Regions from separate parts of the Homo sapiens genome. Here region 1 is linked to region 2. The links are chromatin loops, found by intact Hi-C in ENCODE. Cell type or tissue: mammary epithelial cell. All regions are shown on one strand. Links, peaks and the distances in the headings refer to the core of each region. The heading gives the core; the rest is flanking DNA. Region 1 overlaps NRG4 (neuregulin 4). Region 2 overlaps TMEM266 (transmembrane protein 266).

Region 1 (2,915 bases), core at 416-2,915, 190 kb after region 2:
GCGCGGTGGCTCACGCCTATAATCCCAGCACTTTGGGAGGCTGAGGCAGGCGGATCACGAGGTCAGGAGATCGAGACCATCCTGGCTAACATGATGAAACCCCGTCTCTACTAAAAATACAAAAAAAATTAGCCAGGCGTGGTGGCGGGCACCTGTAGTCCCAGCTACTTGGGAGGCTGAGGCAGGAAAATGGCGTGAACCCGGGAGGCGGAGCTTGCAGTGAGCTGAGATCGTGCCACTGCACTCCAGCCTGGGCGACAGAGCGAGACCTCGTCTCAAAAAAACAAAATCAAACAAAACAAACAAAAAGTTCTGGAGATGGTGTGATGGTTGCACACAATGTAAATGTACAATAATGACCCTTCATTGGTGGTTTAGCTTTTAGCAATTTCAGTTACCCACAGTCAACTGTGGTCTGAAATATAAACGGAAAGTTCCAGAAATAATTCATGTTTTAAATTGCGCACCCTTCTAAGCAACATGATGAAATCTCCCGCTGACCTACTCAGGATGTGAATCATCTTTTTGCCCACCACATCCACACTGTATATGCCGCCCACCCATTAGCTACTTAGTAGCCATCTCATTATCAGAGCTCCTGTTGCAGTATCACAGTGCTTGTGTTCAAATAACCCTTATTTTACTTAATAATGGCCCCAAAGTGCAGGAGTAGTGATGCTGTCATATTGTTATAATTGTTCTACTTTATTATTAGTTATTGCTAATCTTACTGTGTCCAATTTATAAACTTTATCATAGGTACAGGAAAAATAGTATATTTAGGTTTTGTGCTGTCTGTGATTTCAGGCATCCACTGGGGTCTTGGAATGTATCCCCCATGGAGAAGAGGGGACTACTGTACTTAATGCTACTGAACTTAAAAATGGTTAAAATGGTAAATTTTGTTAAGTATATTTCACAATAAAAAGTCAGTCAGCCTGAAAGAGATGCCATTATTAAATAATGCTATCAGTTGATGTGTTTTATTGTGCTCAGAATTATCACTTATCAGGAGGGATAATCTGTTCCCATACTTTACTCCTGTACATGAGTAAAAGCATGTCTTTTGTTTGTTAGGTTTGTAGATCTTTGCTATATTTGTAATGTCTGGAGCCACATTAATTTTTAAAGTGCTTGATGGTTAAATAACCATGAAGAAATTCTCAGAGAATACAGGAGTTCGAGACCAGCCTGGCCAACATGGTGAAACCCTGTCTCTACTAAAAATACAAAAATGAACCGGGCATAGTGGCGGGCGCCTGTAATCCCAGCTACTCAGGAGGCTAAGGCAGGACAATAGCTTGAACCCGAGCGGAGGTTGCAGTGAGCTGAGATTGTGCCTCTGCCTGGGTGACAAAGTGAGATTCCACAAAAAAAATAAAATAAAAATAAATGATAAAAAATATATATATCAGAGAATGGAAAGATTTTAAATTTATCGTGGTGTTAACTGGAAAGGTTAATGCTAGGGGCCAAATCTGATATAAACAAGTTTGGGAATAGAATCCTGCCATTAGATCTTGAATGCACAAGTACCATGCTTGTAATTCATCAACAGCATTTTCCCCAAAAGGTTTGCCTCTTGATTTTTTTCTTTTCCCCAGAATGTTCAGTGACATGGTAAGGACTTATTTTTTAGAATCCACACACATATAAAACAGCTTGACTTTATAAAGACATACTTGTTAAAAAAAAAAGTATTAAAAAAAGTATTAAATTACTGTTGTTTTTTTGTAAGAAAAAGACATCATAACAAAGGTTAAAAACAGGGGTAAGGTATTAGGCTCAGCTGACAAAATTAGTTCATTTGACCGTTTTTTCAAGGTTGAACAATCTCAGTCAATAACTGCAACACCATAACTATAAGCAAATAACCACCCCCCCACACACACACACAAAAGCCTTTTACTAAATGTGACAAGATATGTCATGAAAATAAAGTTAGATTCTCTGATGAGGAGAGCCGATTATGAAGACTGGGACTTGCTTAATAATGTTAGCTCATATTATGAAAATCATAGCATAAAGGTACATTATATTTTTAAAACTTATTAATGACCTTCCTTCACCAAGGATGTCCTCCTGCCACCACACCATCAAGCCTTACTTCATCGATAGGTTTATTCATGTCGCCTTGTGTGCTTCTGGAATGTAAGCCTCCCCGGGCAATCTTTCCAATGTATTCCTAGCATAAATCCACAGCCTGAAGTCTTAGCATGCATTTATATTGTTGTTAGACACCATCCCTACTGCAATAATGCCCTAATGCTGACAACACAACTCTCCAAATGGAAAGCAGTGTAACAGTATGATCATGCACACCACATGCCTGTGTGCCAGGTACTATGGTTAATATTTCAAATATTTTAACTCCTATAAACCTTAACAACTGTATGGAGTAGGTGGTATTATTCTCACTCTACAATGAGAAAACTGAGGTTTAGGGAGGTTAAACCCATGTTTTTCTTACTGCATTTCCACAGATATGGGTGTTAGTCTCAGGACTTGCTGGCTACAGAGGGAATTTTTGTCTCTAAATAGTCCCAATTAGCCACAGGTTTTATTAGTCCTTGTTTCCTTGGTATTTTCTTGCCATCTATTATTGTCATTGCTGTTACAGTGACTCACTCTAGCAATCTTTTCCCCTCAACCACCCTTTTCTAACTTGTATATCTAAGACAGGTCACCAGGCTTGTTAGAACTTTGGGTAAGAGGCAGTGAGCAAAGACAGTGAGGGGCGGGGGGTGTGGGCAGGCATGCAGGGAACTTTATATGTGAGACTTGAATGGGGAATCTGACAGAACTCAGTGTTCTGAGGAGTCTTGTCAGGCTGCTGGAAATTTTTGATATTCTAGGTTAGTTTACCTCAACACATCCTATCACAAACAGAAGGGGTTGGCTTATATATGTGAAGA
Region 2 (2,916 bases), core at 146-2,645:
CCCAGTTACTTGGGAGGCTGAAGTGGGAGGATCGCTTAAACCTGGGAGACGGAGGTTGCAGTGAGCCAAAATCGTGCCACTACACTGCAGCCTGGGCGACAAAGCAAGACTTTGTCTCAAAAAAAAAAAAAAAAAGTATACTGAGAAGTTAAAGGCATTGGACAGGGTAGCTGGAAGTGGAATCACATGGACAATGCATGTTACCCACAGTCACAGCCACGATGTTAGAAAGGGAAGGCTGAGAAGTGGAAGCCCAGTGCTGCCAGCCAGGATCAAGGGATCAGGATCACAGAGATAGGGCTCTATTCCCGTCTCTGTCATGTTTTGTTGTTGTTGAGACAGGGTCTCACTCTGTTGCCCAGGCTAGAGTGCAATGGAGCAATCATAGCTCACTAAAGCTTCGACCTCCTGGGCTCAAGTGATCCTCCCACTTCAGCCTCTGAAGCAGCTAGGATGACAGGTGCGTGCCACCATGCCTGGCTAATTTTTTTTTTTTTTTTGTAGAGATGGGGTTTTGCCATGTTGCACAGGCTGGTCTTGAACTCCTGGACTCAAGTGATCCTCTCACCTCAGCCTCCCAAAGTGCTGGGATTACAGGCATGAACTAGCATGCCCCGCCCCCGTCTCTGTCACTGTGTGACCTTCCACAAGTTCCTTGTACTCCCTGGGCCCTGCTGCCTTTGAGAAGGTTTAGGATGGATGTGTTTAGGTCTCTTCCAGCTCTAACGGTCTCAGATTCAGGGAAATTGAAAAGCCCTGAAATATCACGGAGCTCAAGAGCACTGGGAGGCGGGCAGCGGGGCCACGGAGCACTTTCTGCCAGGGTCCCTGAGGTCTCTTCATTCCCTACAGAAAAGGTTCATTCCTATACATAACACTGGCCTTCGTAGGAAGAGGCATCTTGAACAAGACTGAAACCAAGCTCAGAGCTGTAAATGAGGACTCTTCCTTTTGTTTTCCATTGCCCCAGAAAGGGCCGGGTTGGACATTTTGGGAAAACCCCAGGAAATGCAGCAAGAGCCAAGAAGCCTCGCGGAGAGAGGCCGTTCCTCCCTCGCAGTGTGTTTTTGCTTTGCTTCAGTTTCCCCTGGCTCCGGTCCTGTGCCTGCGCTTCCTTCCTCCAGGAAGCCCTCTGGCTGCCAATCGGCGCCCCCAGCTGAGAGCTCCAGCAGCGAGGCAGATCCCTTCCTCGGGCTGCTTCCTATTTACCCAACGGGAACAGCTTTCCTGGGCACACCTGGAGATTCAAATCAAATCAAAGGCCTCTCTGCCTTGCAGGCGCTTCATTTGGATTCGTTTGTTTGGGAAGGAACCTTGCAAAGGCCCAATTTAGAGGCAAATTGAATGATAAGGCAAAGCCTCTGCCAGCCTTGGGGTTCAGGCTAGGGAGTGATACACAGGGGATACCTGGAAAGGGGTACACCACAGCACAGGACCCCTGAAAGGGGTACATCACAGGGTGGTACACCTGGTGGGGGAACACCCATAGCAAGGTCCACCCGCGGTGCCGTAACACGCACAGGGGGCACATGTGGACACTGCTTTGCTCCGAAGCAGAATCCCTGAAGGTTTCCCCACTTTTCTCCATACCATGCTACTCTTCACGTGAAAAGGGCCTAACAGGCTCAGGCCGGGGGCAGGAAATGAATTCTCCGAAATAGCTAGGGCATGTTAGAAGGCTGCACTACTGCTTTTGACCACCAGAGAGCAGTGACGCAGTGACTTGCTGGGTGCTCAGAGAAGGACCCACCAGCTACATCATTTGCAGAGCCCAGTGAAAATGTGGGGCTCCTTAAGAATTTCAAGACAGCAGCGGCAGAGCATTTAGCCAAGTGTTGGGACCCTTCTAAGTACGGGGCTCTGCGCTACCGCACAGGTCACATGTGCACGAAGCTGGCCCTGGCCCAGGGGCCTCAGGTTTCAGCCCGGCCTTCAAGATGGTAAGGACCTGACAGAGCTCAGGACAGTGCTGCCACTGCAGGTGTCCCTTAGCTGCCTCCGACCTGCTTGCCTATCCTTTTTTGTCCAGTGTCCTGATGACAATATGCATAATACTTGGAAAAATTATATTTTCAGAGAAAGCCACTGGGGTGTAGTTTCTGCAAAAAAAGGTGTGTGGTTTCACCATTGTTAGGCGGTTTATCTCAGGAAGTGGGAAGCTCCTTCCAGAAACAAGCCCAGGGAATCCAAGCTCTGCAAATTTAGCTTGAGCTAAGGCTTCTCGTTTGCTTCTAAAATACCTGACAACCCTTCATTTTTATATTCAAAGCAGCCAGCATGTTCCAAAGTGTTTACTGGCACCCAGGAAAGAAAAGTCCAGAACTGGCTCCTAAGGTCCTGCCAGGGTGAAGCTAGGGAAAGCCCTTGTCAGAGTCGGAAGTCTGATCTGCTGTGTGACCCTAGGACCTGTTCCTACCCCTCTTTGGCCTTCAGCTACACCACCAAGCCCCATGAAATCAAGGACATCAAACTGGTGTGTTCTCCCCTGCCCCACCTAGCTCTTGCCCTCTACCACTCACCTTCAGGAAGTATGTTTGTAAGACAGACCACGCTAATGAGAAGTGAATTGGGAAACGAAGGCATCCAAGCTGATTGACAAGCTAAGTAGGAGGAGGTAAGGACCACCTTTTTGAATTGTGGACCCACATATTCCGCATGCCTTCCCTGGAAAGGGAGAGCCCTAATGTCTGCAGAGCTCCTAGCCGAATTCTCTAGATTCCCTTACATCCTAAGCATGTTCCTGCATGTAGGGTACATTCTTCCTGGTTGCTTCCTAGTGACAGTCTGCTTTATAAAGGGAAAGTGCAGCTCAAGTCCATCCCTTATGGGCTCTGTGACCTTGGGCAAGTCCCTAATCACTGTGGGTCCCCTTCTTCCCAAGTGTACATAGAGGGGATTGGATGGGTCATTAAGGAG

Evidence for each region. A loop is a pair of places that touch in the nucleus more often than their neighbours do. Peaks named below come from ENCODE experiments on the same cell type or tissue, not always from the same donor. Only the 100,000 strongest peaks of a DNase experiment are listed, where the experiment ranks them.
Region 1: a loop joins it to region 2, with 8 times the contacts of the local background. A loop is called at or near these places in 3 of 110 quality-filtered maps.

What each region holds. Positions count from the first base shown.
Region 1 is chr15:75,943,738-75,946,652 of GRCh38, reverse strand. All of the region lies in intron 5 of NRG4 (neuregulin 4), which reads left to right. Among named protein-coding and RNA genes, the nearest start is that of FBXO22, 41 kb to the right of the region's middle. In mammary epithelial cell, for the core only: no CTCF peak of the experiment used is centred there; no DNase peak of the experiment used is centred there; H3K27ac peaks cover 348 bases.
Region 2 is chr15:76,138,456-76,141,371 of GRCh38, reverse strand. All of the region lies in intron 3 of TMEM266 (transmembrane protein 266), which reads right to left. Among named protein-coding and RNA genes, the nearest start is that of TMEM266, 80 kb to the right of the region's middle. RefSeq lists enhancers at 731-1,564, 1,796-1,955 and a silencer at 1,650-1,944. In mammary epithelial cell, for the core only: a CTCF peak has its summit at 1,698 (motif pointing right); a DNase peak (open chromatin) is centred at 1,701.